2 separate regions of the Homo sapiens genome follow, and region 1 is linked to region 2. A link is an interaction called in ENCODE POLR2A ChIA-PET data of the cell type or tissue named here. Cell type or tissue: PC-9. All regions are shown on one strand. Each heading gives the region's core, and the rest is flanking DNA. Links, peaks and the distances in the headings are about the cores only.

Region 1 (15,178 bases), core at 6,202-10,201, 84 kb before region 2:
TCCTTTCAAGGCAAAGTCATCAGAAAGAAAGAAGAAAAGAAAAAAAGAAAGAGAGAGAAAGAAAAAGAAAGAAAGAAGAAAGAAAAAGAAAGAAAGAAAGAAAGAAAGAAAGAAAGAAAGAAAGAAAGAAAGAAAAAGAAAGAGGGAGAGAGAAAAGGACAACGACAGAGATCTGTAAATGACCACAATTGATTAAACTCTTCGGGGAGAGAGATAATAACTCTGCCCTGCAAGTGTTTCTTCTGCCCAATCTCATCCCCTTTTTGGAGAAAGAAATTGTCCCCCAAGATTGTCCCATTTTGTCCTAAGGCTGGGGCTGGCCTGGAGAGAGCCTCTGAAGGCTTATCATGAAGCTACTTCCTTTAGGATACGGCACCATGATCACTGTGGCAAAACCCACCTTTATTTTCTCCATTAGGTAACATCACAGAGAAAAAAAAAGATCTCATGGGATTTTGCCTTTTTTTTCTTTTGGACATTTTTATTGTGTCTGGGTTTTCCACTCAAGTTTTTAGGATTTCTGGCATCAGACACTTGCCTTTGTCTCCCATTTCTTTGTGGTGATTGCCAAATGCCCACATACTATTTACACCTCCCATTCTCTCTAGGGTTTCTAATGCCTCTCTTTCTTATGACTAGCATTTCTTCCTAAACCTTTGCCTCTTTTTTCCTAAGCAGCAGGAGAGCTCCCAGAGTCTCAAGATAAACAGTAAACAAGATTGTGCATTTCAATGACAAATACAACAGGCAACCTATTTTTTCATCCCCACGTCATTTTTAACTTGGGGATGGTTACTTCTTCGGTTTTCCTTCTCTGAACATTGTCAGGCCCTGTTCCTCTTTCGTTTTGGTCTTGTTGCAATCTCTTCGTGAATTAATGTTTCAGTGAGTGTACTTGTGACAAGGCATATGGAGCGGGCCTCCTCTTTAACTCAAATTTCCTTCTTCCCAGGCACAACAGAAATTTGCTGTACACACTGCAAGACAAAGAACAAAAAGACCTCACTCGCTGAGCGAAAAGATCCAGTCGTATACATGATTTCACCGGGTTTCCAACTGTATAATGAAATCGAACTCCTCCCTCGGGAGGGGGTTCCCTCCCCCACCTACTGCACACACAAAATTCTACCCACTTCTTTCCAAGGACACACTTTGTTCTAAATCCCCAGTGGCTTTACTCCTGCACACAAAAAAAGAGCAGAAGTCTGCACCTAAGTTGTAAGCGTGAGCTGCGATCTTTCTCTGAGCCCAAGATGAAAGGAGTAGATGGAAAGGAATTACTCAGTGTGAAGTATGCATTTGTAATAAGCAGGCATGGGATGCTATGTAGTGATCTTGACATGGCTGATAGGGGATGAGGAGGTGAGGATGGGATAGACTTTTTCTTTTCATTTTCATGAATCTCTTACTCTCAAGCTGAAGGAGAGACTAAAAACCACAGGAAAGGGCACGAGTTTATTATCACAGATTTTTAATGGGTTAATAATGTTCTGCTTAAAACCCTCGTTTTAAAAAAAAAGTTAATTCGATCCATTTTTCTTTGGATTACAGCAACTTTAGGACAGGTGTGGTGTAATAGGAGTCGCTTTCAGAAAGGAGTGAGTGTGTTTGAGCAGAGAATCACTGGGTACACACCAGACTACTTATTGTAGCACTGTTTGTAGAAGCAAACACTGAAAGCCACCAAAAAGTCTGTGAAAAAGGGCAAGTGAAATACATTAAGGAATACCATTTAAAGAAATACTATGCCACCACTTAAAACATCAAGTTTTTCTAACACAGAGTGCTGTCCAAGAGATTTAAGTGGAAAATGCAAGCTGAAAGATACTTGTGTAAAGACAAAGAAAGGTGTGAGCGTTCGATATGCATATATGCTGATCTATGCGTGGACTATTTCTGGCATGAGACACTACAAACTGCTAATAGTCATTGTCTGCGGGGGAGGAGGGAGACCCACCCTTCCCCACAAGCCCTATAATTTGAATTTTCCCCAGGAGCATGTATGACATGGTTCCCCAAAATTTATAGCTCACTAGAAAAATACCTACATTGGAAATTGTCCATGATCGATACTCAAAGTGAAAAAAGCAAGTTGTATAACAGTGTCTATAAATATGATACCAGTGGTGTATTTAAAACAAAGCATGTGTATTTGTATATGTGCATTTTATGGAAAACGTCTGGAAAATATGTTTCACACTGTTAAAAAGTAGTTATTAGCTATCTCTGGTGAGATCATGAGCTGCGTGGGAGTGAGCAAAAGGAATGAGGAACTTCAACTCCTTTACCTTAATTTTATACTGTTTGAACGTTTTAAAGAGATTAGGTATGACTTCTATTTTAATTTTTAAAAACTAAACTGAGAAAATTATGTAAAGAAATGGTCACAGGAAATGGTCAAATACTGGCCCACGATACATGAGAAATGCGTGCCCTGTCTTTCCAGAGAAATCGAGCTCCCAAAAACGTTTGCGGTAAATCCCTGCTTTTTGGCTCCTCAATAATGGGATATTATACTGTACCTTATTGAGTACATTGGAGTTTTTTTCCCTTCCCTTAAATGCTATTTGCTGAAACTGCTCAAAAAGACTTTCCGAGGTGGCCCCGTTGGTGTCTTTGTTCCAGCCCGCCCGCCCCGAAAGGCAGGAGTCTCTCTGCCTTCAAGGAGCTGGAAACGCAGTCACAGCTCTCTCACTACAGAGGCCGGGCTTGTGGCAAACCAGGAGTCGTATTTGTGTTTACTTTCCTGCCTTGCGCAGTTGAGCTGCACTTGAGTGACTCCCATTAACAAGCATGAAGTTACTTAATGGCCTTGCCTGTCTGCTGTTTTCTGTTACGCTGCCATCCTGTGAACGGCCTTCTGTGTAAGTCACATTTGACAGTCTGCGTCTCAAATATGCTCTGAGAGTTGGAAAAGCCTCTCAGACAGCGTTTTCAAATGGGATCCCATGGAAATAGCCTCTTGCTTCTCAATTAGCTCGAAGAAGGCCCCCCACCCCCGTTACGTTTTCTTCTGCCTTAGGCATGTGTGAAAATGATGCGGGAAAAAGAGACACTTCGGAGATCATTTTCAAAGTCCTTATGTGAATCCTAGTTTCTAGGTGCTTACACTGCAATTCACCTACTGAAATAAACATATTTGGCAAATAGACATGATCTGCTTTCTGGGATTGATAGCAAACACTGAAGATCAAATAACAGCCCTAATCATTTCTGCATGTGCAGTTTTCAGGCGGTTCCCAGTCCTGTGACCGGGAACAAAGTTTACAGTTTATCAAACTTGCAGTAGTTCTGGGCTTTGCTCTCTTCTGGGCAGCGTTCTCTTGCTCCCGCGATGTTCTGTTTGAAGTCCTCTGCCCACTCCCCAAATTTTAACATGTAATTTATGACCTTATTATTTTATTCAGGAGGGAAGGATCAAGTGTGGAAGCCAAAATTATCCAAATAAGGATGGTGCTGGAACAACCTATGATCTGAAACTGGGGGGTGGGGGGCACGCCCCGTCTACCTCTGAGGCAGCTGGAATGTCTGCTAATTTTGATCACTTGAAAATATAATGGCTGCGTCTGCAGGTATTTCGGAGAGATCATTTAGATTCCTTTAAATGTAGGTGAAATGTTACAATAGAACAGGAATGGACTGTCTCTTGAGATGAAAAAGGGAACCACTGGCTATTGTCTGACCTCCCCAGTGCCTGATTGACTAGTAGAAATCACATCTCCATGGGAACAGATAAATGTCTGCTTTTCATGGCGTGAAATAACCAACTTAGCCCGCAAAGCCTCACCAACCTAGCACTTTATCTGGGCGGCTGTAAGCAGCCTCTCCCTTTTCATGTTCAGCCAAATTATCTGCCAGAATTTCTTTTCAAGTCTAGGGGAAGGGAAAAAAAAAAGGGAGTTTCCTCCCTCCATCCCCCCTCTGTATGGAGTTAATTACTGTATTTTCATCTGGGAGGGTGAAAAAATACACACGGAGCTGAAATAGCACATGAAACAACGGCTGACATGGGCTATCTGCCTGTTGTTGATTAGCTTTTGGTGATTTTTGTAAAAAGTATTGAGGTCTGCTGCTGTATTTGAGAAATGTCAGGAGGGTCAGGATGCAGCCTGAGAGGCAGGTCCTGGGGATGGTTGTTTTTTGTTTGTTTGTTTGTTTACTGTTGTGCCAGCATTTGGCTGTGTGACCTTAGAAAAGTGGACGCCAGCTCTGTTTTGTGATCTGAGAAAGGAAGGTAAGGGGAAGGATATTGTGATCCGAGAAAGGAAGGTAAGGGGAAGGATAAAAAAACAAATGCCGGAGAGTATCAGGTATCTGCCTCCCCTCCCCCTAGAAGCCCCAACATCTGCCATTTTAACTTTCTGATCACTGATCCAATGCTCTCTGCCAGCAAAATTAGAGAACAGCTCTCAGGAGAGCAGGGGCTTTCTCCGGTGGTTTCAGACACTTCAGCTTCTGTTCCTGGTTAAAAATACCACCGGAAGCAGCATTTTCTGATGATATTACAACACTTCCAGTCCAGCTTCTGAATCAGAGGAAAAAAAGAAATGAAAGGGGAAAAAAATAAAAAGAAAAGAATGCAGGTGAAATATACAGAGATATTTATCCATCCACCTATTTTTCAACACACGAAGTTGAGCTCTTAGGAGGAAAATGTCTTAGCCTGTTTGGTTCTAAAACTGGGCACAAGAATGTGTGCGGGTTCTTTATTTTATTGGAATCCATTTGCCCGTTCCTATTATTCCCTGCTTTGTCCTTGGAGCTATTTGCTCCTTTGTCTTTCTCCTCTTCCTCAGCACCTCCACCCACCCACCCACCCAACAAGTCTGAGCAGGAAAAGTGTAAAGCCCAGTGAACTGCAAACCTACTAGGCATTTTTCAAAAGAGTCCAGGTTAAAGATACCTGCAGGGAATTTGTCCATGAAGCAATCAAGTCTCAACTCCAGCTCTTCCGTGGACGTGATTCCTAAATATCAAAACCCCAGCGGTCTTTATCTGGACCAGCTGCTTCTGATGTCGGGAAGGAATGTGGCACATCAAGTGTGTGAACACTGCCTCTATTGTATCCAAACAGGCTGATTGAAGCCTGGATAATTGGCATGTAACCTTCTCTATTAATAGTGCAGACAGATATGTGAATTAGCTGAATCCCTTCAACATATGCCATGCATTAGCTAAAGGGGCTTACAATTCTCTTAACATCTCAGCTATTACACCAATAATTAGGCTTTAGAACTTGATAACTTTGGGGGAAAATCAATAAATAATGGGGAAGTTGAGCACTACCTCTGAATAAGAAGTGACTGTAATATTATCGTTCAGTCCAGCACTGAGAGTGGTCATCATTGATTATTTGGGAGCTTGAAGGTTTGGGGCTTTTGGAGAGAGACAGAGAGAGAGAGAGAGAGAGACACAGAGAGAGAGAATGTGTGTGTGTGTTGCTGAAGCTAAGTTTCTGGAGGAGATTATTAAATTTCAGGAGTCTTTGTTTGCCTTCTAGAGCCATGGAGGTATATAAATAGCAGAGTAATACACTTATGTCCTGTTTGACTATCTTGTAAAGGAACCTGCCCTGCCGTGGTTTGAAATACTGGAGAGGCTATTTAGAGCTGTGCATTGCTAAATACCTGGTTAGTCTCACATCAATTCCTAAGGCTAAAGGAAATACCATAGGCTGATGATTAAGAGCATAAACTGCAGCCAGACCGCCGGGGTTTAAGCACAGCTCTCCGACATACTAGCATGTGACCTTGGGTAACTTGTCTACCTCTCTGTGTCTCAGTTTCATCATCTGGAAAACGGAGAGATAATAATTCTTAGCCCACTGGCACACTGTCATTGTAAGGATTATTAAGTTATTACTTACAAAATGTTCAGAACAGTATTGGAGTATAAATAAGTACTTTTCCTTTTTTTTTTTTTTTTTTTTTTTTGAGGCGAAGTATTGCTCTTGTTGCCCAGGCTGGAGTGCAGTGGCACAATCTCAGTTCACTGCAACCTCCACCTCCCGGGTTCAAGTGATTCTCCTGCCTCTGCCTCCCGAGTAACTGGGATTACAGGTACCTGCCACCACGCCCGGCTAATTTTTGTATTTTTAGTAGAGATGACGTTTCACCACGTTAGCCAGGCTGGTCTCAAACTCCTGACCTCAAGTGATCCTCCCACCTTGGCCTTCTAAAGTGCTGGGATTACAGGCATGAGCCACTGCGCCTGGCCTACTTGTCCCTTTTCATTGAATAAATATGCATTGAAAGTGTTTTTCAAACTGCAGGTTGTGACCTGTCAGTAGGTGGTAAGATCAATTTAGTGGGTCATGGCTATTACTTTTAGTTGGAATGGAATTAGAATAGAATAGAATAGAATGACATATAGGTAGGATAAGTACTATTTTGTGAAACTTTTTGCTGTGTGTGTGTGTATTTGTGTGTCGTATGTGTATATAGTAGTTAACAATGTAAAAGTATTTCTTTTAATGGATGAAGCTAGAAAATTTTTAAAAACTTGCAATGAAATAATTTAAAATCTGGAAACAAGCTAAATACATAAATAGATTGGTTAAATTATCTTATATCCACACAATGAATTATCAGGCAATTATTAATAAGAAAGAGATCAACTTCCAAGTGCTTATGTGTACCGGTCTCCCAGAAATATTATTCTGTAAAAACAGAAGGCATTGCAGAGTGTATTTATTACAATTCAAAAGGAAATTTTCTTTGGGGTGTGTTTGCTTTAAGAACATTGAAACTCATTCTGCTGGCTGAGAGACCTTGTGCTAAGTGGAGTCTGATCTTCCCTGAGGATCACTTGCTCAGTGATTGGCGCCCCCATCCATCCAGTTGAGTGAGCCCAAAGCCTTGAAGTCATTGTTGACATGGCTCTGTATCTCACTCACCATAGGGATCCAAAATCCTTTCATTCAGCTTCATCTTTACCCTTAACACCTATTCCAAGCTTCTGTCATCTCTCTCCCGGACAACCACATCAACTGCTAACTCATCTCCCTGCAGCCTCCTAAGCAGTCCCCCTCGCCCAAGCCTCTTAACTGGTCTGCCTTGCACACACTCTTGTTTCCTTCCCTTCCATATCCCCACCTTAGCCAGACCAACATCCTCCGCTCTCCCTTCCTTGTTTAAATTCTTGCCATGCTTCCTTGCTGCTCTTGGGACAAAGACCAAAATCCTACTGTGGCCTTTGTGTTAATTTCCTACAGATGTCATAGCCAAGTACAACAAACTGGGTGACTTAAAACAACAGAAATTTATTTCCTAACAGTTCTGGGGGCTAGAAGTCCAGAATCAAGGTGTCGGGAGAGCCACCTTCTTCTGGAGGGGAGACTCTTTCCTTGCCTCGACCTACTTGGCAATCGATCCTTGACATTCTTCGCAGCTGGTTCACTCTAATGTATTCCTCTGTTGTTACATGGCCTTCTCCCTGTGGATCTGTGTCTTCTTTTTTTTTTTGAAGCGGAGTCTCAATCTGTCCCCCAGGCTGGAGTGCAGTGGCGTGATGTCGGCTCACTGCAAGCTCCGCCTCCCAGGTTCACGCCATTCTCCTGCCTCAGCCTCCCGAGCAGATGGGATTACAGGCGCCCGCCACCACGCCTGGCTAATTTTTTGTATTTTTAGTAGAAATGGGGTTTCATCGTGTTAGCCAGGATGGTCTCAATCTCCTGACCTCGTGATCTGCCGCCTCGGCCTCCCAAAGTGCTGGGATTATAGGCGTGAGCCACCGCTCCTGGTGATCTGTGTCTTCATATAAGAACACCAGTCCCATTGGATTAGGAACCCACTCTACGGTATGACCGCATCTTCACTAATTACATGTGCAATGACCCTGTTTCCAAATAAGGTCCTACTCAGAAATACTGGCAGATAGGGCTCTACTTCATCTTTTTGGAGGGACACATTCCAACTCATGACAGGCTTTGAGATGCTCTTCAGCTAGGCCCATGTCTCCCACTCTGGCTTTCTCTTCTGTCACCCTTTGCCCTATTTTTTGATTCTATGCGCACAGCCCTGTTTCAAATGGTCCAGGTTGCCTCTTGCCACAGGATTTTGCTCAAATGTTTTACATTTCCCCCTGCTTGGAATATTTTCCCCTTCCTCACTCCAACCTCTATTCTCATTTCACCTCTAGATCTTGGCTCCCTTGTCCGAAGGGGACGCCTTTCTTAAATGACTCTGCCCCCCAACAAAGTCAAATTCCTTTAATTCCACAAAATTTTATAACACCACTTCTTGTTTGCTAGTCTTGTCATGGGTGTAGCTTTGCATTTATCTGCTTGTTGGATGACTGTCTTCTACTCCACAACACTAAAAATTCCTGGAAGGCAAGAACAGTGTCTATTTTTTTTTTTTTTTTGAGATGGAGTTTCACTCTTGTTGCCCAGGCTGGAGTGCAATGGCGCAATCTCGGCTCACCGCAACCTCCGCCTTCCAGGTTCAAGCGATTCTCTTGCCTCAGCCTCCCAAGTAGCTGGGATTACAGGCATGTGCCACCACGCGAGGCTAACTTTTGTATTTTCAGTAGAGTGTACCAATACTATAGGATGGGTTCCTAATCCAATGGGACTGGTGCCCTTATAAGAAGACACAGATCCACAGGGAGAAAGCCATGTGACAACAGAAGAAGACATTGGAGTGAACTAGCTGCAAGGAATGTCAAGGATTGATGACCAAGTAGGGCGGGGTTTCTCCATGTTGGTCAGACTGGTCTCAAACTCCTGACCTCAGGCAATCCGCCTGCCTCGGCCTCCCAAAATGCTGGGATTATAGGTGTGAGCCAAGGAGCCCGGTCAACAGTGTCCATTTTTGCTCACCATTTTATTTATCTTCATCTCTTAGCACAGTACATAGCATCTACTGGGCACTTAATAATATTGTTGGATAGAGAGATGAATGAATGAGTGAATGAATAAATGACACATAGATTTTTCTTACATTCAGTTCATAAATATAATTCATGACTTGCAGGTAAGGAAGGCAGAAGATTATTATATACAGGGTCAGTTTCCATAAATACTAATCACACATTCAAGAATCTTGGCCAGGAGGGGTGGCTCATACCTGTAATCCCAGCACTTTGGGAGGGCAAGGTGGGTGGATCACCTAGATCAAAAGTTCAAGACCAACCTGGCCAACATGGTGAAACCCCGTCTCTACTAAAAATACAAAACTTAGCTGGGCATGGTGGCAGGTGCCTGTAAACCCAGCTACTCAGGAGGCTGAAGCAGGAGAATTGCTTGAACCCGGAAGGGGGAGGTTGCAGTGAGTCGAGATCACACCACTACACTCCAGTCTGGGTGACAAGCGTGAAACTCCGTCTGAAAAAAAAAAAAAGAAATTGTGTCGATGGTTTTTACAAGAGGCATTTTTTAAAAAATTGATAATTTTTACAAGAGGCATTTAAAAAAAAGAACTTTTGCCAATTGGGACTTCTCAAAGGAATATGACTTATCTGGGAGCAGTTAGGGCAAACTCATGAAGTAGCTGTGTATCAAAAGCAGGACTAATTTGTAACTTACACCTAAACGTGTGAGAAAATACTCAGCTTCTTAGCTTCTAAATATCTATTGTCATATATCAATAAGAATTTGCAAGATTCCTCCCTGCTGGAACTAACACTAAAGTTGAGCTTCAGGTGCCTTTGTCAGTCCATTCCTGCTCTACGATAAAATGCCACAGACCAGGTAATTTATAAATAATTGAAATGTATTTTTCACAGTTCTGGAGGCTGGGATGTCCAAGATCAAGGCACCAGCAGACTGATTGTCTAGTAAGGACTTCCTGTGCTTCCAAAATGGAGCATTGCTGTTGCGTCCCCTAAATGGAATGAACACAGGGTCCTCACATGGCAGAAGAGTAGGAGAGAAAAACTCTCCTCCTCAAGCCCTTCTATAAGGGCACTAATTCCATCCACAAGGGCAGAGTCCTCACGGCCTAATCACCTCCCAAGGGCCCCAGCTCTTAATACTATCATTTAGGGATTAAGTTCCTACATATTATATATATATACACACACACACATATATGAACACACATATATACATATATATACATATATACACACATATATACATATATACGCGCACACACACACACACACACACACATATTTTTTTTTAGATGGAGTCTCGCTCTGTCGCCCAGGCTAGAGTGCAGTGGCGTGATCTCGGCTCACTGCAACATTCATCTCCTGGGTTCAAGCGATTCTCCTGCCTCAGCCTCCCAAGTAGCTGGGGTTAAAGGCGCCTGCCACCATGCCTGGCTAATTTTTGTATTTTTAATAGAGACGGGGTTTCACTATCTTGGCCACGCTGGTCTAAAACTCCTGACCTCATGATCCACCCACCTTGGCCTCCCAAAGTGCTGGGATTACAGGCATGAGCCACTGCGCCCGGCCTCCTACATATAAATTTTAAAGGGAATGTGTTCAAACTGCAGCAGATCAAAGCATGATGTAGGCTGATTTAAACAAAACAAAACAAAACATAGCAGTGAGCAACTGTCCCAGTTTTTCCTGGACTGAGGGGTTTCCTTGGACACAGGACTTTCAGTACTAAAATGTAAAAATCCCAGACAAACTGGGACAAGCTGGTCAAACCTAGTTGAGTTTGAATTTGATATTTAACACTTTCAACATCTTAATGACATTTAAGATGTGAAAATAGAATGTATTTTTCATACTCCTCGTCACTGGGACACTATATTTCTTCACTGACAACTTTTAATGGCCAAGGATCTTATCACTAATGAAAAAGGGAACAGGCTGGGCGAGGTAGCTCACGCCTGCAATCCCAGCATTTTGGGAGGCCGAGGCAGGCAGATCACCTGAGGTTTAGGTGGGAGGATTGCTTGAGCCTGGGAGTTCAAGTCCAGCCTGGGCAACATGGTGAGACCTCATCTCTTAAAAATTAAAAATCAACTACAACAAAAAAGAGGGAGGTAGTAGGACCTATTTCACGGAATCATTATAACTATAAGAAGAGTTATGTTTGGCCGGGTGTGGTGGCTCACGCCTATAATCCCAGCACTTTGGGAGGCTGAGGCGGGTGGATCACGAGGTCAGGAGTTCGAGACCAGCCTGACCAACATGGTGAAACCCTGTGTCTACTAAAAATACAAAAATTAGCCGGGCATGGTGGCATGTGCCTGTAGTCCCAGCTACTTGGGAGGCTGAGGCAGGAAAATCGCTTGAGCCCGGGAGGCAGAGGTTGCAGTGAGCCGAGATCGCACCACCGCACTCCAGCCTGGCAGACCGAGACTCTATCTCAAAAAAAAAAAAAAGAAAAAGAAAAAGGGAACAGAACATGGGCATGTATTTTGCATAAAAGATAGATTTAACTTAAACCTTTACATTAAACATTCTCAATATCTATCCATTTCACTCAATTATTTGCAATATTTGTCTGATATAGTGAAAGTCAGTGTATCCATTAGTTATGCCACATAACAAACCACTCCAACATTTAGTGGCTAAAAACAACCATTTGTTTAGCTCGTGACTTTATAGGTGGGCTGAGAGGTTCTTCCTTTCTGGGCCAGCTCATATGATCACTGCTGGGTATTCCCAGGTGTCTGTGGTCAGCTGGTGGCTAGATGATCCTAAGACGGCTTCCTGTCTATGTGTGGAGGTTGGGGGCCATCACCTGGGTAACAAGAGCAACTGGGTCACATGTCTGGACGTCATCATCCAACAGGCTAGCTCCTTCACATGAAGTTATAGGGTTCCCAGGAGAAGTAAGAAGGCAAACCCCAAGGTACAAGTACTTTTTTTTTGAGACAGGGTCTCACTTTGTCACTTATGCTGGAGTGCAGTGATGCAATCTCAGCTCACTGCAACCTCCGCTTCCTGGGCTCAAGGGATTCTCCTGCCTCATTCTCCCAAGTAGTTGGGATTACAGGCACCTGCCACCATGCCCAGCTAATTTTTGTATTTTTGGTAGAGATGGGGTTTCACCATGTTGGCCAGGCCGGTCTTGAACTCCTGACCTCGAGTGATCCACCCACCTCGGCCTCCCAAAGTGCTGGGATTACAGGCGTGAGCCACCACGCCCGGCAGAGCTTACTTTGACAGTAAAAATTCCCAAAGAGCAAAGTACTGCTTACAAGTACTTTGGAAGCCTCTGTTTCCCCCAACATTTGCTAATGACATATTGGCCAAAACAAATCACATGGCTCAGCCCAGATTCAAAGGGTAAAAAAGTGACTCTGGCTGGGCGCAGTGGCTCATGGCTGTAATCCCAGCACTTTGGGAGGCTGAGGCGGGCAGATCACCTGAGGTCGGGAGTTCAAGACCAGCCTGGCCAACATGGAGAAACCCCGTCTCTACTAAAAATACAAAAAATTAGCTGGGCGTGGTGGTGGGTGCCTGTAGTCCCAGCTACTCAGGAGGCTGAGGCAGGAGAATGGCATGAACCTGGGAGGCAGAGCTTGCAGTGAGCCGAGATCGTGCCACTGCACTCCAACCTGGGTGACAGAGCGAGACACTGTCTCAAAAAAAAAAAAAAAGTGACCCCACTTCTTCATGGGAGGGTCTACAAAGATACACTGCACATAGAGATGGGAAAAATTCTTTAGATCTACCTCAGGTGGCATAGAGAATTTCCTTTTTTCTTTTGGGCAATATTCAATTATTAAAGTCACTCAACTTTTTGAATTTCCGTTTTCTTATAAAATTATGAGGAAGATGACAACTAAATTTGAAGCTGTATTTAAGAATGAAAAGCAATATGCCAAAAGTGTAAAGCACATAACCAGACACATAGCAAACAGTGACCATTAGTTCTCCCTCTCTCTCTCTCTCTAGCTCTCACTCTCTCCCTTACACACACATACACACACACACACACACACACCCCAATACAAAGCATTACATATAGTTGTTCAAACCAGTCTTTGGTATCCAATAGATCTGGGTTTGAATTCCAGGTCTGCTGGTGACTAGTTTTAAGATGTTGAACAAGTTATGTTCATTTCTCTGGAACCTTAGTTTTCTCATCTGGAAAATGAAAATAATGAGGTCTGAATTCCAAAATGCCTGACTGCTGGTTTTAATTACTTTCTTCTATCTGCCCTCTGTCTTCTCCTATTATTTTTTTTCTCCTTATCTAATATAACTCCATTGCATATGTTGCAGTTAGGAATCCTTGCAGCAGGAATTCACTGCTTATCCGACTAACAATAGCTTAAGCAAGAAACACCTTTCATTACCTCACACGGCAAGAAGACTGAAGGAACCATGTGGTATAGACCTGATCTCCTTCTCTGCTCTACCCTTGTTCACAGGTTGACTTTTCTTCTCCATGCTTGTCACCTCATACTTAGACCAATCCTAATTCTTTGGGTCTGAATATTTTCTCACTTGAAACAAAATTGGGGTTTTCTTATGCTGCGTGAGGTGGCTCACGTCTGTAGTCCCAGCTACTCAGGAGGCTGAGGCAGGAGGATGGCTTGAGTCCAAGAGTCTGAGTCCAGCCTGGGCAACATAACTAGATTCTGCCTCTAAATAAATAAATAAATATGGACACAGAGTGTGGCATAATAGACTGGGGGCTCAGATGGGTGAGGGGAGTGGGGGCGATGAGAGATGATAAATTATTTAATGAGTTTAATGTGTTCAGGCATGGTGCTCGCGCCTGTAATTCCAGCACCTTGGGAGGCTGAGGTGGGAGGATCACTTGATCCTAGGAGTTGGAGACCAGCCTGGGCAACATGGCAAGACCCTGTCTCTAAAAAAAATTATTAAAAAAATTAATAAGTTTAATGTACATTATTCAGGTTATGGCTACACCACAAGTCCAGACTTCACCATTATGCAATATATCCATGCAACAAAACTGCACTTGTTTTGTTTTGTTTTGTTTTGTTTTGTTTTGTTTTGTTTTGTTTTGTGAGACAGAGTCTCTGTCCCCCAGGCTGGAGTGCAATGGCGCAATCTCAACTCACTGCAACCTCCGCCTCCCAGGGTCAAGCAATTCTCGTGCCTCAGCATCCCAAGTAGCTGGGATTACAGGCACCCACCACCACGCCTGGCTAATTTTTGTGTTTTTAGTAGAGACAAGGATTCATCATGTTGGCCAGGCTGGTCTCCAACTCCTGACCTCAACTGATCCACCTGCTTCAGCCTCCCAAAGTGTTGGGATTACAGGCATAAGCCACCGCACCCAGTGTTTTTTTTTTTTTTTTTTTTTTTTAGATTTTTGTTCAGATTGAACCCAAGAGGACTCGTGACTCATGGCTCAACTGGTCCTATGGCTCCACCCAACAGCAAGTTCTGCACACCCCTATGATTGCTTCCCCAACGAATCAGCAGCAGTTATTCCCTAGCCCCCTGCCCATCAAATTGTCCAGAAAAACCCTAAGCTCCAAGCCTTCAGGGAGACTGATTTGAGTAGTAACTCCATCTCCCGCATGGCATAGCTGGACTTGGATTAATTAAACTCTTTCTTTATTGTCGTGCCATGGTCTGAGTGGATTGATTTTGTCTGTGCAGCAGGCAGGGAGATGATCACAGTCCGAAGCCCAGTGCCCCACTCAAGAACTCAGCCAAGAAGGTAGCAGAGAGTCTCAGCTGAAGTTCCCAGGCTCCAGAATCCTACTGGGGATTCTTATCCAGAGGCAACCTTAGTTGAAGCATTTAACCTCCTTGAAACTGTTTAAAGAGTTTTCTCACCTTGCGTGGTGGCGCACACCTGTAATCCCAGCACTTTGGGAGGCCAAGGCGGGGGATCACTTGAGGTCAGGAGTTCGAGACCAGCCTGGCCAACATGGTGAAACCCAGTCAAAAATTACCTGGGTGTGGCAGGGGGGTGCCTGGAATTCCAGCTACTCGGGAGGCTGAGGCAGGAGAATCACTTGAACCCAGGAGGCAAAGGTTGCAGTGAGCCGAGATTGCACCACTGTATTCCAGCCTGGGCAACAGAGGGAAACTCCATCTCAAAAAAAAAAAAAGTTTTCTTAACTATATAATAGGGATCTCATCTATATAATAGCAATATAACCTCCCTCAAGTTGATATTGTCCTAACGATTAAATGAAATAATGCATGCTGTGTCTGCACAAGGTGACAATACTTAATATTATCATAGTTTAACTCATTCTCTGACTACCAGGGCTGTTGCCCTTATAGCAGTGTCAGCCACAGGTCAAATTCAAGCACATGCTCTTTGGCCCAG
Region 2 (15,178 bases), core at 4,643-8,642:
GTGTGAAAATATACAGTGAAAATTCTATAGGAACAAAGTTTAGAGGACTCAGGTTTAAATGATATATATATGAACAAATTTTTAAAACGTGTATAATATGTTCACTTCCTATTACATGTGGGTTTTTTTTTTTTTGACCTACTGACTACATTAAAAAAAAAAAAAAAAGGAAGCCAGATATTTCTGGAGATGTTAAATTCCCCATTCTTTAGATAAAATGAAAATGATTTAGAGACATATGGTGGATTTTTAAAAAATCCACCTTCTCCTTTTATTGGAAAGATTTAAATATCTCTAATTGTATTCGAAAAATGCTGAACCGTATCAAACCCAAGTCATCAAACAGTGAGTTTTAATCAATTCATCTCCTAAAGATAGTTCACTGCTGGTGGAGTGTGATTCCTGAATTATCTTGTGAGCCCAAGTGATTAATCAGAAATGAAGGCAGGGCTAAGCTTCAGGGAGGTTTCACAAAAAGGCAGAAAATGTCCATAGATAATGTTATTGGGGGAAATTCTCTCCCTTCTGGAGGTGCTCAACATTTTATTAAGGAAACTACAAAACTCTCTTTCATATTAATGAACTATCAAATACTTGGGGTTATTAAAGGGAAAGAAAGAGAGCAAGAGACAGAGAGAGAGAGACCTCTGTCTTAGACTAGGAAAATCCTACACGTATTAGGAGAAGGAGTAGTTTGGGAAGACAACTCTTGGAAATGAGTTTACTGCTTCCTTAACTTCGAAACTCTTAACTCTTGATCAGTCAACACTTAGCCAGTTTCGGTTCTGTAATTAAGGAAGTAAAACCCTGAATCCGGAGCGCTCCTGGTGAATCGTGACTGGTATCTGCCCAAGTTTCCCTCTGGCCAGGGATCCTCACTCAGCATTCAAAAAGGAAAGCTGCGTTCGCGGTTCTTTATTACTTATATATTTATTTTGAGGGTTTTTTTATTACTTAATTAGTTATTTTGAGATGGAGCCTCGGTCGCCCAGGCTGGAGTGCAGTGACACAATCTCGGCTCACTGCAACCTCTGCCTCCTGGGTTCAAGCAATTTTCCTGCTTCAGCCTCCCAAGTAGCTGGGATTACAGGTGCATGCTACCACACCCGGCTAATTTTTGTATTTTTAGTAGGGACAGGGTTTCTTCATGTTGGCCAGGCTGGTCTCGAACTCCTGACCTTAGGTGATCCGCTGGCCTCAGCCTCCCAAAGTGCTGGGATTACAGGCCTGAACCACCTCATCCCACCCCGCGGCTCTCTAAATGTTGTACTCTGAACAAAAATATATTTCGGGGAATGTTACCTTTTAGAATGAACTAATAGAGTGATTGAACTTAATTTAACTTTTTCCTTTTGTTTTGAAGGCCTCTAGGGAAGTTGATAAAGTTATAATTTATCGTTTTGCAAGGGACATTCCAGAAAAGCAGTTTGTTTAATTTTTTTGTTTTTAAAGACAAGCAAAGGTCATAGAGACCAACTCAACTTTTTTTTTTTTTTTTTGAGATGGAGTTTCACTCTGGTTGCCCAGGCTAGAGTGGTGCAGTGGCACGATCTTGGCTCACTGCAACCTCCGCCTCCCAGGTTCAAGTGATTCTTCTGCCTCAGCCTCCCAAGTAGCTGGGACTACAGGCACACGCCGCCATGCCCAGCTAATTTTTGTATTTTTAGTAGAGACGGGGTTTCACCATATTGGCCAGGCTGGTCTTGAACTCCTGACCTCGTGATCCGCTGTCCTTGGCCTCCCAAAGTGCTAGGATTACAGGCGCGAGCCATTGTGCCCAGCCCCAACTCAACTTTTAATTTAACTTTGGGAAGGCTGTTTTGAAAAGAGGGGTTATTTTTTAAAATTTGGAGTCTTTGGATTTATTTGTCAAAAATACATAGTTTAACAAATAATTTTAAGTATATAATAGTACAGAAATGTACTCTTTTTTGTAAAAGACAATATGGAGTAAAAGGTTTATGAAGAAATTGATTTCATAAGGGACATCTGAAACTAATCAATGAGTATCCTCAATCCAAAGTCGGGGCGGTGGCTCACGCCTATAATCCCAGCAGTTTAGGAGGTGGAGGCAGGCTGATCACCTGAGGTCAGGAGTTTGAGACCAATCTGGCCAACATGGTGAAACCCCATCTCTACTAAAAATACAAACGTTAGCCGGATGTGCTGGCCCATACTTGTAATCCCAGCTACTTGGGCGGCTGAGGTACGAGAATCACTTGAACCAGGGAGGTAGAGGTTGCAGTGAGCCAAGATCGCGCCACTGCACTCCAGCCTGGGAGACAGTGAGACCCTGTCTCAAAAAAAATCAAAACAAAACAACAACAACAACAACAACAAAAATGCCCCAAGACAGGTCCAGGGAACTGGATGGTAAATTTCCAAGTAGAAACACCCTAATCCTGAAACCAAATTCTCAGTCCACAACTTGCCGTATGCCTGAGCTCCATCATTTATTTTTTAAATTGATTTTTTAGCAACCAGCTGAGGCCTCTGCTTCCTTCAAATATGCAACTATCATAGTTACTTCCTTCTACTCCTTCCCTCCCGTGGGCCCAGAGGGCTAACACAAAAATTTCCCCCTTGATAAATGCTGATAGCAGTGTGAGAACAGCTGCTTTTCCCCAAGCTTGGACAGGCCTTTTCTCAATTTTAATATGTATCGGCCCTTACTGACTAACCTCGGCTTTGCAAACCCTTGCTTGGCTGGAAAGACTTACCTCCTGCAAAATAGAATGGTGGTGTTAAGAATTTTAGCTTGCAGATAAACACATTTAAATGCAGTGATAGCTCTTGAACATTGCACTCCCAATTTAATCTTTAATTTCTCCCAGATACACAGTAAACTTGAAATGGTCTTTAAAAATAAAGACTAAAAAAATTAAAAAGCACTAAAAGCTTTAAGGATACATGTCCAAATTACCCTGTAAAGAGTTGTTACCAAACAAAACAAACAAAACACCACGTTCACAGAGATTAATTACAGGGGACCTAAATTGAGAACTATCTAGTATCATAAATGATCATGATAACCAACAAAACTGAATTAGCATCAGTTTGAGACCTCACAGTTAAAGAAGGAAATAGACAAAAAAAAGTCTACTGTTTGAAAAGTGTTTAAACATTGACTGCTGTGAAAAGGGGTATAAAAATAAAACCAAAGAGATGGAAGAACTGTTTTCTGTGTGCAGTGGGAAAGTTTACACAGTTGACAAGCTGTCATGTGGGGATGTCCCAGCAACATTCAAAAGTCTATTTCCTTAGATCAAAAAGGACAGACACAAGCCCAATATTTATATTAATATCTGTGCTCGTTGGTCATAGTCCCTCTTCCCCAGAGTAATTATATGCTGCATCCGTGGAGCAATGTGTCTAATACCTTAATTCTCTGAGTACAAAGACCAGTGGGGTCATATGACGTTGCTATATTTAGAAAAGGACCTGCTTTCTGTTTTGCGCAACTCTTAACAATTTTCTGCTCTGAAGAGAGTTTCAAATGTACATTGATCTTTCTCATATCGTGAATGAACTGAATTAGCACCTGTTTTCAACTGCCACGATACTTATTTTAAAAAAGGGGAAAGAGAAGTCTGTGTACTCTTAATTCAACAAGGGACATGGGAGGTGTAATTTTTTTTTCTGCCTTCTTCCACAGAACTTAACCAGAAAGCAGTGATATTTACCAAATTTTACAGAGGCTAAGGTAGGTACTGTACAACTGAACAAAGCAACATGTGGAATGGTGATTATATCCCACGGTGATTTAGATGAAAATTTTCCAAAAACAAAACAAAACAAAACAAATACTACTAATGTTGGGAAGAGCTAACTCATGTAACTACGCAAAGTAACTGTGAATAATTAACTCTAAAGAAGCAGAAAAATAATTTATTAGTTACAGAAATGTCTGTGTAAGCCCCTTCCTCATAAAATACCTGGAAATAATAATGATTGTTTAAATGAACAGGTTTTGTTTTCTTTTTTTTTTTTAAATCATAAACATCAATTGACTACAACAAGTCCAATCCGTTTGGAAGCATGCTTGCCATCTATCAATATATTTTTTTTAGTAACCAAAGGTTAATTTTATGTTGATAAAATGAAATGTACAATAAAAGTTAGAAAATGTATAAACTTTTTTTTTTTTTTTTTTGAGATGGAGTCCCGCCCTGTCGCCAGGCTGGAGTGCAGTGGCACAATCCCGGCTCACTGCAACCTCTGCCTCGCGGGTTCAAGCGATTCTCCTGCCTCAGCCTCCCTAGTAGCTGGGATTACAGGCGTGTGCCACTATGCCCAGCTAATTTTTGTACTTTTAATAGAGACGGGGTTTCATCATGTTGGCCAGGATGGTCTTGATCTCTTGACCTTGTGATCCGCCCACCTCGGCCTCCCAAAGTGCTGGGATTACAGGTGTGAGCCACCGCGCCCGGCCGAAAATGTATAAACTTTTATGTGCAAAGAGTATAATAAACATATGTAATGATAATAGCTTAATTTTTTTAAAAAAATTTTTTCTTTTGCAATGGAGTTTTGCTCTTATTGCCCAGGCTGGAGTGCAATGGTGCGATCTTGGCTCACCGCAACCTCCGCCTCCCGTGTTCACGTGATTCTCCTGCCTCAGCCTCCGGAGTAGCCGGGATTATACGCATGTGCCACCACCCCCGGCTAATTTTGTATTTTTTTAGTGGAGATGGGGTTTCTCCATGTTGGTCAGGCTGGTCTCAAACTCCCGACCTCAGGTGATCTGCCCGCGTTGGCCTCCCAAAGTGCTGGGATTACAGGCATGAGCCATCGTGCCCGGCCTATAATAGCTTAATTTTTTAAACTTTTATTTCAATAACTTTTGGGGTACAGGTGGTTTTGGGGTTACATAAACTCTTTAGTGGTGACTTCTGTGATTTTAGTGCACCCGTCACCCCAGTGCATGCTGCACCCAATATGTAGACTTATTCTCAGAATATTCTTTTTTTTTTTTTTGAGACGGAGTCTCACTGTGTCGCCCATGCTGGAGTGCCCTGGTGGGATCTCAGCTGACTGCAACCTCCGCCTCCCGGGTTGAAGCTATTCTTCTGCCTCAGCCTCCCAATTAGCTGGGATTACAAGCGCTCAGCCGCCATGTCCAGCTGATTTTTGTATTTTTAGTAGAGACGGGGTGTTGGCCAGGCTCGTCTCCAACTCCTGACCTCAAGTGATCCGCCCACCTTGGCCTCCCAAAGTGCTGGGATTACAGGCATGAGCCACTGCACCCGGCCCAAATATTATATTTTATCAATTCTAAAGTGCACTTTAGTTTTTACATTTTAATATAACTAAAATCAATATGTATTTTGCAGTCAATGGCATCTTGCTATTATTTGAAAACATTTATTTAATAGTCCGTAAAATAATGGAACATGCCCAGATGCAGTGGTTTATGCCTGTAATCCCAGCACTTTGAAGGGTCAAGATAGGAGGATCGCTTGAGCCCAGGAGCTCGAGACCAGCCTGGCCAATATAGTGACAGAGACCCCAACTCTACAGAATAAATAAATAAGTAAATAAAATAATGGAAAATCTCACAAATGGTGACGTTTTAGGTTCGACAAAATACAGTAACTAGCCCATTTAGTTTTCTGAAATTTTGATGTTATTGCTTAAATATTTGTTCTGTGGTACACAACCGTAGGATTAATAATATTGATGAAAATAATAAAAGAGTAATAAGCATGTATTGAGCTCTTCCTGTGTGAAGTTCTGGACAAATCCTCATAAAGCCTTAAAAGGCAGATACTAAGCTGGGCGCAGTGGCTCATGCCTGTAATCCCAGCACTCTGGGAGGCCAAGGCAGGCAGATCACGAGGTCAGGAGATTGAAACCATCCTGGCTAACATGATGAAACACGGTCTCTACTAAAAACACAAAAAATTAGCCAGGCATGGTGGCACGTGCCTGGAGTCCCAGCTATTCGGGAGGCTGAGGCCGGAGAATTGCTTGAACCTGGGAGGCTGAGGTTGCAGTGAGCCAAGATCACGCCACTGCTCTCCAGCCTGGGCGACAGAGCAAGACTCTGTCTCAAAAAGAAAAAAAAAAACAAAAACAAAAACAGGCAGATACTAGGCCAGGCACGGTGGCTCATGCCTGTAATCCCACACCTTGGAAGGCCCAGGCGGGTGGATTATCTGAGGTCAGGAGTTCGAGACAAGCCTGACCAACATTGTGAAACCCTGTCTCTACTAAAAATACAAAAATATTAGCCGGGCGTGGTGACAGGCGCCTGTAATTCCAGCTACTCAGGAGGCTAAGGCAGGAGAATCGCTTGAACCCGGTAGGCGGAGGTTGCAGTGAGCCAAGATCTTGCCACTGCACTCCAACCTGGGCAACAGAGGGAGACTCCGTCTCAAAAACAAAAAAAGGTAGATACAATCCCATTTTATCCCATTTTGCAGATTAAGCAACGGGAGCAGAGAAACTATTGCAGGGCTCACCTTGCCATCCTTACCCTAATATCAGTTCTGTCATTATATAAAAGTTTGATATTTTGTTCATCATGGGCTGTTTGCATTTATTTTGATTTTTTTTTTTTTTTGAGACACAGTCTCACTCTATTGCCCAGGCTGGAGTGCAGTGATGCAATCTCGGCTCACTGCAACCTCCATCTCCTGGGTTCAAGTGATTCTCCTGCCTCAGCCTCTTGAGTAGCTGGGATTACAGGCACGCACCACCATGCCTGTCATTTTTTTTTGTATTTTTAGTAGATCCGGAGTTTCACCATGTTGGTTAGGCTGGTCTCGAACTCCTGACCTTGTGATCTGCCCGCCTCAGCCTCTCAAAGTGTTGGGATTACAGGCGTGAGCCATGTTGCCCGGCCTATTTTGATTTTTTTTATTTTTCTTTTTGAGATGAAGTCTTGCTGTGTCACCCAGGCTGGAGTGCAGTGAAGTGATCTTGGCTCACTGCAACCTCTGCCTCCCAGGTTCAAGCAATTCTCCTGCCTCCGCCTCTTGAGTAGCTGGGACTACAAGCGTGTACCACCACGCCTGGCTAATTTTTCCATTTTTAGTAGAAACGGGGTTTCACTATGAGGGCCAGGGTGGTCTCAAACTCCTGACCTCAAGAGATCCGCCCACCTCGGCCTCCCAAAATGCGGGGACTACAGGTGTGAGCCACCATGCCTGGCCTATTATTTTTTTTTGAGTCAGAGTCTTGCTGTGTTGCCCAGGCTGGAATGCAGTGGCTCAATCTCGGCTCACCACAACCTTCGCCTCCCAGGTTCAAGCGATTTTCCTGCCTCAGTCTCCCGAGTAGCTGGGACTACAGGGGCATGCCACCATGCCCAGCTAATTTTTTTTTTTTTTTTGACATGGAGTTTTGGTCTTGTTGCCCAGGCTGGAGTGCAATGGCACGATCTCAGCTCACCGCAACCTCTGCCTCCTGGGTTCAAGTGATTCTTCTGCCTCAGCCTCCCGAGTAGCTGGGATTACAGGCATGCACCACCATGCCCGGCTAATTTTGTATTTTTAGCAGAAATGGGGTTTCCTCATGTTGGTCAGGCTGGTCTCAAACTCCCGACCTCAGGTGATCCGCCCGCCTCGGCCTCCCAAAGTGCTGGGCTTACAGGCGTGAGCCACTGTGCCCAGCCTAAAGTATTATTTATATAGGCCCAGTGCAGTGGCTTATGCTTGTAATATCAGCGCTTTGGGAGGCTGAGGTGGGAGGATGGCTTCAACCCTGGAGGTTGAGACCAGTCTGGGCAACACAGTGAGACCCCATCTCTATATAAATAATTTTTTAAATAAAACATTGAAATAATTAATTAATTAATAATTAGCCAGGTGTGGTGGTGCACCCCTGTGGTCTTAGCTACTCAGGAGGCTGAAGTGGGAGGATCACTTGAGCCCTGGAGTTCTAGGCTGCAGTGAGCTATGATCGCACCACTGCAACTCCAGCCTGGGTGACAGAAGAAAAAGAAAAAAATCGTATATATATGTATAATTTATGTAAATCACTGAGTTTTTGGCATCGTCGAAATATTGTGCCTGGCCCTGGGTCAAGAACAAAAATTATGATTCTGGTTTTCTGACCTTAGGCCCCGTTTCCTTCAGAGCAATTATCACGATTATTAATAATGAACTTGTTTGCTCTCTTGATCGCTTTCAGCCTTTCTTGACTAAAACATACACTCCAGGAGAGCAGGGAAAATGTTCATTGTCAGGGGTTAGAACATAACCCGCTAACAGGGCACGGTTGCTCATAACTATAATCCCAGCACTCTGGGTGGCTGAGATGGGCGGATCACTTGAACCCAGGAATTTGAGACCAGCTTGGACTACACAGCAAGACCCCCATCTCTACCAAAAAATAAAAAATTAGCCAGTTGTGGTGGCACATGCCTATAGTCCCAGCTACTGGGGTGGTTGAAGTGGGAGGATCACTTGAGCCTGGGAGACAGAGGTTCCAGTGAGCCAAGATTACGCCACTGCACTCCAGCCTGGGCAACAGAGCCAAAAAAACAGAACCTGCTTTCATACTTTTCAACAAATTAGCCTCGAATACCTCCGAGATGTCATATTAGGTGCCAAATACAGCTGTGAGCAGGTTTCTGTCCTCTTGGGGTTACTGTCTTTGTATAAAAAAGTAAAAAATAATAATAATAAATCCATGGCCAGGCGCAGTGGCTCATACCTGTAATCCCAGCACTTTGGGAGACCAAGGCAGACGGGTCACTTGAGGTCAGGAGTTCCAGACCAGCTTGGCCAAGCTGGTGAAAGCCTGTCTCTACTAAAAATACAAAAATTAGCTGGTCATGGTGGTGCACACCTGTAATCCCAGCTACTCGGGAGGCTGAGGCAATGAACCCAAGAGGTTGAGGCTGCAGTGAGCCGAGACCGTGCCACTGTACTCCAAACCTGGGCAACAGAGTGAGACCCTGTCTCAAAAAAAAAAAAAAAAAAAAAAGAGAGGGAGAGAGAGAGAGAGAGAGAGAGAGATGAGGTCTCCTTACGTTGCCCAGGCTCATCTGGAACTCCTGGGCTGAAGGGATCCTTGGCCTCAGCCTCCCAAAATGCTGGCATGGGGGAGCCACTATGCCTGCTGCTCTTGGGAATTCTTGAGTGTTGCCTCTGGTTAAGTTCTACTTAGAAGTTAACATTCTCCCCAAGGCCAGGAGTGGTGGCTCACACCTGCACCTGTAGTCCCAGTAGTCCCAGCTACTCAGGAATCTAAGGCAGGAGGATCAACTGAGCCCAGGAGTTCAAGGCTGCAGAGCTATGATCATGCTGCTGCACTCCAGCCTGGGCGAGAGAGTGAGACCCTGTCCCTATTAAAAAAAAAAAAAAAAATTCTCCCTTACAAACAAAATGCTCATTGACTGTAATTAGAAGTGCCCACGCTGGGGACTGGTATGGCACAGAGCTCTACTTTGAACTGATTTTCAGCTGGAGTGGTGAGCTAATGATATCTCGCTCCATTCTTTTTCTGCCCTCTTTCTTCTTTTTTTTTCTTTTATTTTTTTTTTGAGATGGCGTCTCGCTCTGTCACCCAGGCTGGAGTGCGGTGGTCCCATCTCAGCTCACTGCAACCTCTGCCTCCCAGGTTCAAGCGATTCTCCTGCCTCAGTCTCCCGCGTATCTGGGATTACAGGCACTTGCCATCATGCCCAGCTAAATTTTTTTTTTTCCTGTAGAGACAGGGTTTCACCATTTTGGCCAGGCTGGCCTCGAAACTCCTGACCTCAAGTGATCTGCCTGCCTCAGCCTCCCAAAGTGCTGGGATTATAGGCGTGAGCCACTGCGCCTGGCCTCTCCCCTCTTTCTTCCTCTGCCTCTACCCCATGATGCACCAACCAGTATTCAGGACCCAATTTTATTTTGTGTCTGCTCTAAAAGCTAACTTTACCAGGGGTTTAGGCCATTAAAACACATTATTTGAAGTTTGCAGAATGCATTTACATTTTATGATCATTACAGCTTCAAAAAAAAAAGATGGTAATGTTGGTTTCCTTTCACATTGACCAACTTCTCTTCACATAAATACAAGCCAGTTGAATGGCATTCCAATATTACATAATTATTTGCACTCTAACTGAAATTACGGAATACTGAAAAAGTAGATTGGGATTATTTTAAATTGAAACTGTGCCCAAAGTTTTATTACTTATCAACTTTCTCTGAATGCTATATCATGACAATTATATTTTATTGTCATGAATTATGTTAACTTCATATTTCACAAAGCACACACTACATGTGCAAGGCCTTTGCTGAACCCAGGGAAAGGAAGAATGATAAACAGAAGCTGATCTTTGCCTTTGAGTTTACTTAACATATAAATAGCAGGTATCTTCCAGATGCGAGTAACTGTACTAAATACTTTAGATTAGGGGTCAGTAAACATTCTGCAAAGCATCAGCTAATACCTGTTTTAGGCTTTGAGCGCTAGAGGCTTTGTCTTAACCGGAAGTAGAACAGAGGCCATTGCCAATATGTAAATGAGTAGGCTCAACTGTGTTCCAATAAAACTTTATTTACAGAAATAAGCAGCTGCCCAGATTGACCTAGATGGCTGAGACCTGCTTTCAATGGATTGTCATCCATCTGTCACAGCCCACTCTTTTTTTTTTTGAGACAGAGTCTTGCTCTGTCGCCCAGGCTGAAGTGCAGTGGCATGATCTTTGGCTCACAGCAACCTTTGCCTCCTGGGTTCAAGTGATTCTCCTGCCTCAGTCTCTAAGTAGCTGGGATTACAGGTGCGCGCCACCATGCCTGGATAATTTTTGTATTTTTAGTAGAGACGGGTTTCATCATGTTGGCCAGGCTGGTCTTGAATTCTTGGCCTCAGGTGATCTACCCATCTCAGCCTCCCAAAATGCTGGGGTTACACTGCGCCCAGCCGCACAGCCCACTCTTAAGACTAGCACTATTATTATTATTATTATCATCATTTCATTTCATTTTATTTATTCTTTTGAGACATAGTCTCATTCTGTTGCCCAGGCTGGAGTGCTGTGGCCTGATGTCGGCTCACTGCAACCTCTGCCTCCCAGGCTCAAGTGATTCTCATGCCTCAGCCTCCCCAGCAGCTGGGATTACAGGCACCCGCCACCACACCCAGCCTGGGCGACAGAGAGAGATCCTGTCGAAAGAAAGAAGAAAGAAAGAAAGGGAGAAAGAAAGAGAAAGAGGGAGGGACAGAGGGAGGGAGGGAAACCACCTGAATATTTGTGTTAGCTTAAACTCAATTTCAGCTGTAATCATGGAAATCAAATTTATATAAGAAAATATCAGATTAATTCAGTTTTCATACACACATTCACTCGAATTTTTAAATTTCATCAATTGATTTTAGAAAAGAGCAGCATAGTGAAAAAAAGTGAAGAACTATATTCTTGCCAAATTTATACCTAAATTTTACTGAAATATTAATTAGTTTTTTTTGTTGTTGTTTTTGTTTTTCTGGAGACAAGGTCTTGCTTTGTTGCCCAGGCTGGAGTTCGGTGACAATCTTGGCTCACTGCAGCGTCAACCTCCCAGGCTCAAGAGATTCTTCCACCACAGCCTCCAGACTAGTTGGGACTACAGGTGCACACCACCACAACCAGCGATCTCGGCTCACTGCAACCTCTGCCTCCTGGGTTCAAGCAATTCTCCTGCCTCGGCCTCCCTAGTAGCTGGGATTACGGGCATGCACCACCATGCCCAGCTAATTTTGTATTTTTAGTAGAGACGGGGTTTCTCCATGTTGGTCAGGCTGGTCTCCAACTCCCTACCTCAGGTGATCCACCCACTTAGGCCTCTCAAAGGTGCTGGGATTACAGGTATGAGCCATTGCGCCTGGCCCATTTTTCATAAGAATTATAAAATTGCATTGTTTCTGACATGGGCGTAATCTATGATCTGCCTTCACCAAAAACATGCAGAGGAAAATAAAATACATATTTTTTATTTTTAGTTTCTCTGCTCTTTTGGCTTTATTGTTTGAAATCTTTTTATTAGTAATAGGTATGTTTGGTGTTCACTTTTTCCATACAGTGCATTAATGTGTGGTTTAAATACAAATTTAAGTGCAAAATTATAAGACAGTAGCCTGGAAAGGCCCATTTGGGCAGATGTGGCTTATTAAAAATCCCAGCTGGGTGCAGTGGCTCACCCCTGTAATCCCAACATTTTGGGAGGCTGAGATGGGCAGATCACCTGAGGTCAGGAGTTCAAGACCAGCCTGACCAAGATGGTGAAACACTGAGTCTACTAAAAATACAAAAATTAGCTGGGCATATGCTGGGCACCTGGAATCCCAGCTACTCAGGAGGCTAAGGCAGGAGAATCCCTTGAACCTGGGAGGCAGAAGTTGCAGTGAGCCAAGATCGTGCCATTGCACTTCAGCCTGGGTGACAAGAGCAAAACTCGGTGTCAAAAAAAAAAAAAAAATCACAATTTTTGGGTTTCTTTTAAAACTTAAAAATGGAGGATGAATTTCCAGCATCCTGCTACTCGGACGGAGGAAACAGAACAGGAACAAAGCTGAAGTGAGCTAGGCAGGCCGAGGGAACCTCTGGCTGCCTCCCATTGCTGCTGCACGCAGGTAATGCAGCGGTTCATAGCCTGCCTTCCAGCCCTGGTGTTAGACGACTTTCAGTTACAGTATTGTGGTGAATCATTTCCTTCCAAGGCTCAGGGTGATCTATCACACGGGCGTGTTGTCTAGATTTTAACAACAATATGAGCAGAAAAGTTCCTCATTCCAGAAATGCAAAACAAATTACATAAGAAGTGTATTCTTTAAAGGAAAAAGCAAAGTCTACATAAAGGCATAATGAATAGGAAGAACAATTATGCGTGGGAAAACAAAGCTCTTTAAAAAAATCATCAAAGAAATGAGGTTTTTCTTCCCTTGTCTAATTTATAACAGTGACGTTCCTTTTGAAGACAGGAGCAGGGGCATAGGAGCTGGAGTATCGGCCTTAGCTGTGCCTTTTGTAATGTCACTAGGGACAGGGAGGGGGAGGAGTTGTGACGGTGTTGGAAACACTGGCCCTGGTGTATTATTGCTTGCACTACAGGAGTTTTTGGTTGCCAAATCAATACCTTGGTTGTCCTTGAAAAACCCTGCAGGTCTGTTTTTAATAGCTTGCTACACCGGTGAAATTACCCTGATTACTTAGCAAAGCCTCACCTTTGATCCACTGATCTAGTTAGAGACCTGTGTGAGAGAGAGAGAGCCTGTGGCCCCAGAGATATTAACAAATTAGAAGAAGAAGGAAGGGAAAACTGCAACTTACAGAAATACAGGAAGTCTGAGGTTTGTCAGTTGTTGAAACATTTGATATTGTCTTTTAAGAGTCTCCGTGGTCTGAGAGCTTTCTTTGGGATAACAAAATACTAACATTAAAGAGCAACGTTCGGGCACAGTGACTCACGCCTATAATCCCAGCACTTTGGGAGGCCAAGGTGGGTGGTTCACGAGGTCAGGAGTTCGAGACCAGCCTGACCAACATGGTGAAATCCTGTCTCTACTAAAAGTACAAAAATTAACCGGGCATGGTGTCATGTGCTTGTAATCCCAGTAGGAGAATCGCTTGAACCCGGGAGGCGGAGGTTGTAGTGAGTCGAGATCGCGCCACTATGCTCCAGCCTAGGCGACAGAGCAAGACTCTGTCTCAAACAAACAAACAAAAAAAGAGCAACAACAATAACACCACAGCAAAGCCACCTGCTATTCAAAATCAAGAACAGTGGATCAATCCAAATTAAAGAATGGTGGCTGGTATTGTTTTCCACCTCACTCTCCCAAGAGATACATATGCCCAAAAACATTTCCATTTCCTGTTCATGCAACAGTGAAGTGAAGGGTCATTTTCCTTCCAATTTTTGTACTCATTAGACAGAGTGCCTTTTAAGCATTTATTTATTTTTAAATTAACAGACTTTATTTATTTATTTATTTTTGAGAGGGCGTTTTGCTTTTGTCACCCAGGCTGGAGTGCAATGGCATGATCTCGGCTCACTGCAACCTCTGCCTCCTGGGTTCAAGCAATTATCATACCTCAGCCTCCTGAGTAGCTGGGACTACAGACGTGTGCCACTAGGCCTAGCTAATTTTTTTGTATTTTTAGTAGAGACGGGGTTTCACCATTTTGGCCAGTCTGGTCTCGAACTCCTGACCTCAGGTAATCTGCCCGCCTCAGCCTCCCAAAGTGCTAGGATTACAGGCATGAGCCACCACGCCCGACCCAGACTTTATTTTTTTAGAGGAGTTTTAGTTTACAGAAAATTGACCAGACGGTGTGACAAGTTCTCATATGCCCTCTTCTCCAACTCCCTCCTTCCATCTGTACAATTCCCCCTATTAGTAACATCCTGCATTGATGTGGTCCATTTGATACACTTGATGAACGAATAGTAATACATTATTACTAATTAACGTTTATAGTTTACATTACAGTTCACTCTTTGTGTTGTACAGGACTATGAGTTTTGACAAATGCATAGTGACATGTATCTACCATTACAGTATCATACAGAATAGTTTCACTGCCCTAAAATACCCTCCTTTTATATTTCAACAAGCTGCCCTTCCAAGTTCTGTCCTTTCAACATAACTGCTCTTTTTTTTTTTTGAGACAGAGTCTTGCTCTGTCGCCCAGGCTGGAGTGCAGTGGCTCGATCTCGGCTCGCTGCAACCTCCGCCTCCTGGGGTCAAGCGATTCTCCTGCCTGTCTCCCGAGTAACTGGGATTACAGGCACACACTACCACACCTGGCTAATTTTTAAATATTTTTAGTAGAGACAGGGTTTCACCATATTGGTCAGGCTGGTCTTAAGCTCCTGACCTTGTGATCCACCTTCTTCGGCCTCCCAAAGTGCTGGGATTACAGGCGTGAACCAATGCACCCAGCCCATAACTGCTCATTTTTTCTCGTTTTTCCTTCTCCAAGGTGCTTTTATTTTAGGAATAGATGAAAGTTGATTCTCTTTGTTGGCAGAGACCTACAGAAAGTCATTTTGTGGCCAAGCATAGTGGCTCACGCCTGTAATCCCAGCACTCTGGGAGACCGAGGCGGGTGGATCATCTGAGGCCAGGAGGTCGATACCAGCCTGGTCAACATAGGGAAACCCCATCTCTACTAAAAATACAAAAATTATCAGGTTGTGGTGGTGCACGCCTATAGTCCCAGCTACTCAGGAGGCTGAGGCGGGAGAATCCC

Evidence for each region. ChIA-PET counts read pairs that join two places held together with the same protein. Peaks named below come from ENCODE experiments on the same cell type or tissue, not always from the same donor. Only the 100,000 strongest peaks of a DNase experiment are listed, where the experiment ranks them.
Region 1: POLR2A ChIA-PET joins it to region 2 with 7 read pairs; 15 of 35 experiments call an interaction of 5 or more read pairs at or near these places.

What each region holds. Positions count from the first base shown.
Region 1 is chr20:53,726,203-53,741,380 of GRCh38, reverse strand. It overlaps LOC124904933 (a long non-coding RNA gene), which reads right to left and starts at 4,618. Exons shown (of 2, transcript XR_007067660.1): 1 at 2,523-4,618; 2 at 1-977. RefSeq lists silencers at 517-811, 7,065-7,265 and enhancers at 3,086-3,989, 3,990-4,893, 4,894-5,799, 11,499-11,598, 11,879-11,928 and 2 more. In PC-9, for the core only: no CTCF peak of the experiment used is centred there; no DNase peak of the experiment used is centred there; H3K27ac peaks cover 1,235 bases.
Region 2 is chr20:53,640,748-53,655,925 of GRCh38, reverse strand. No RefSeq gene overlaps it. Among named protein-coding and RNA genes, the nearest start is that of ZNF217, 54 kb to the right of the region's middle. RefSeq lists enhancers at 783-902, 2,675-2,724, 12,508-12,557, 12,598-12,647. In PC-9, for the core only: no CTCF peak of the experiment used is centred there; no DNase peak of the experiment used is centred there.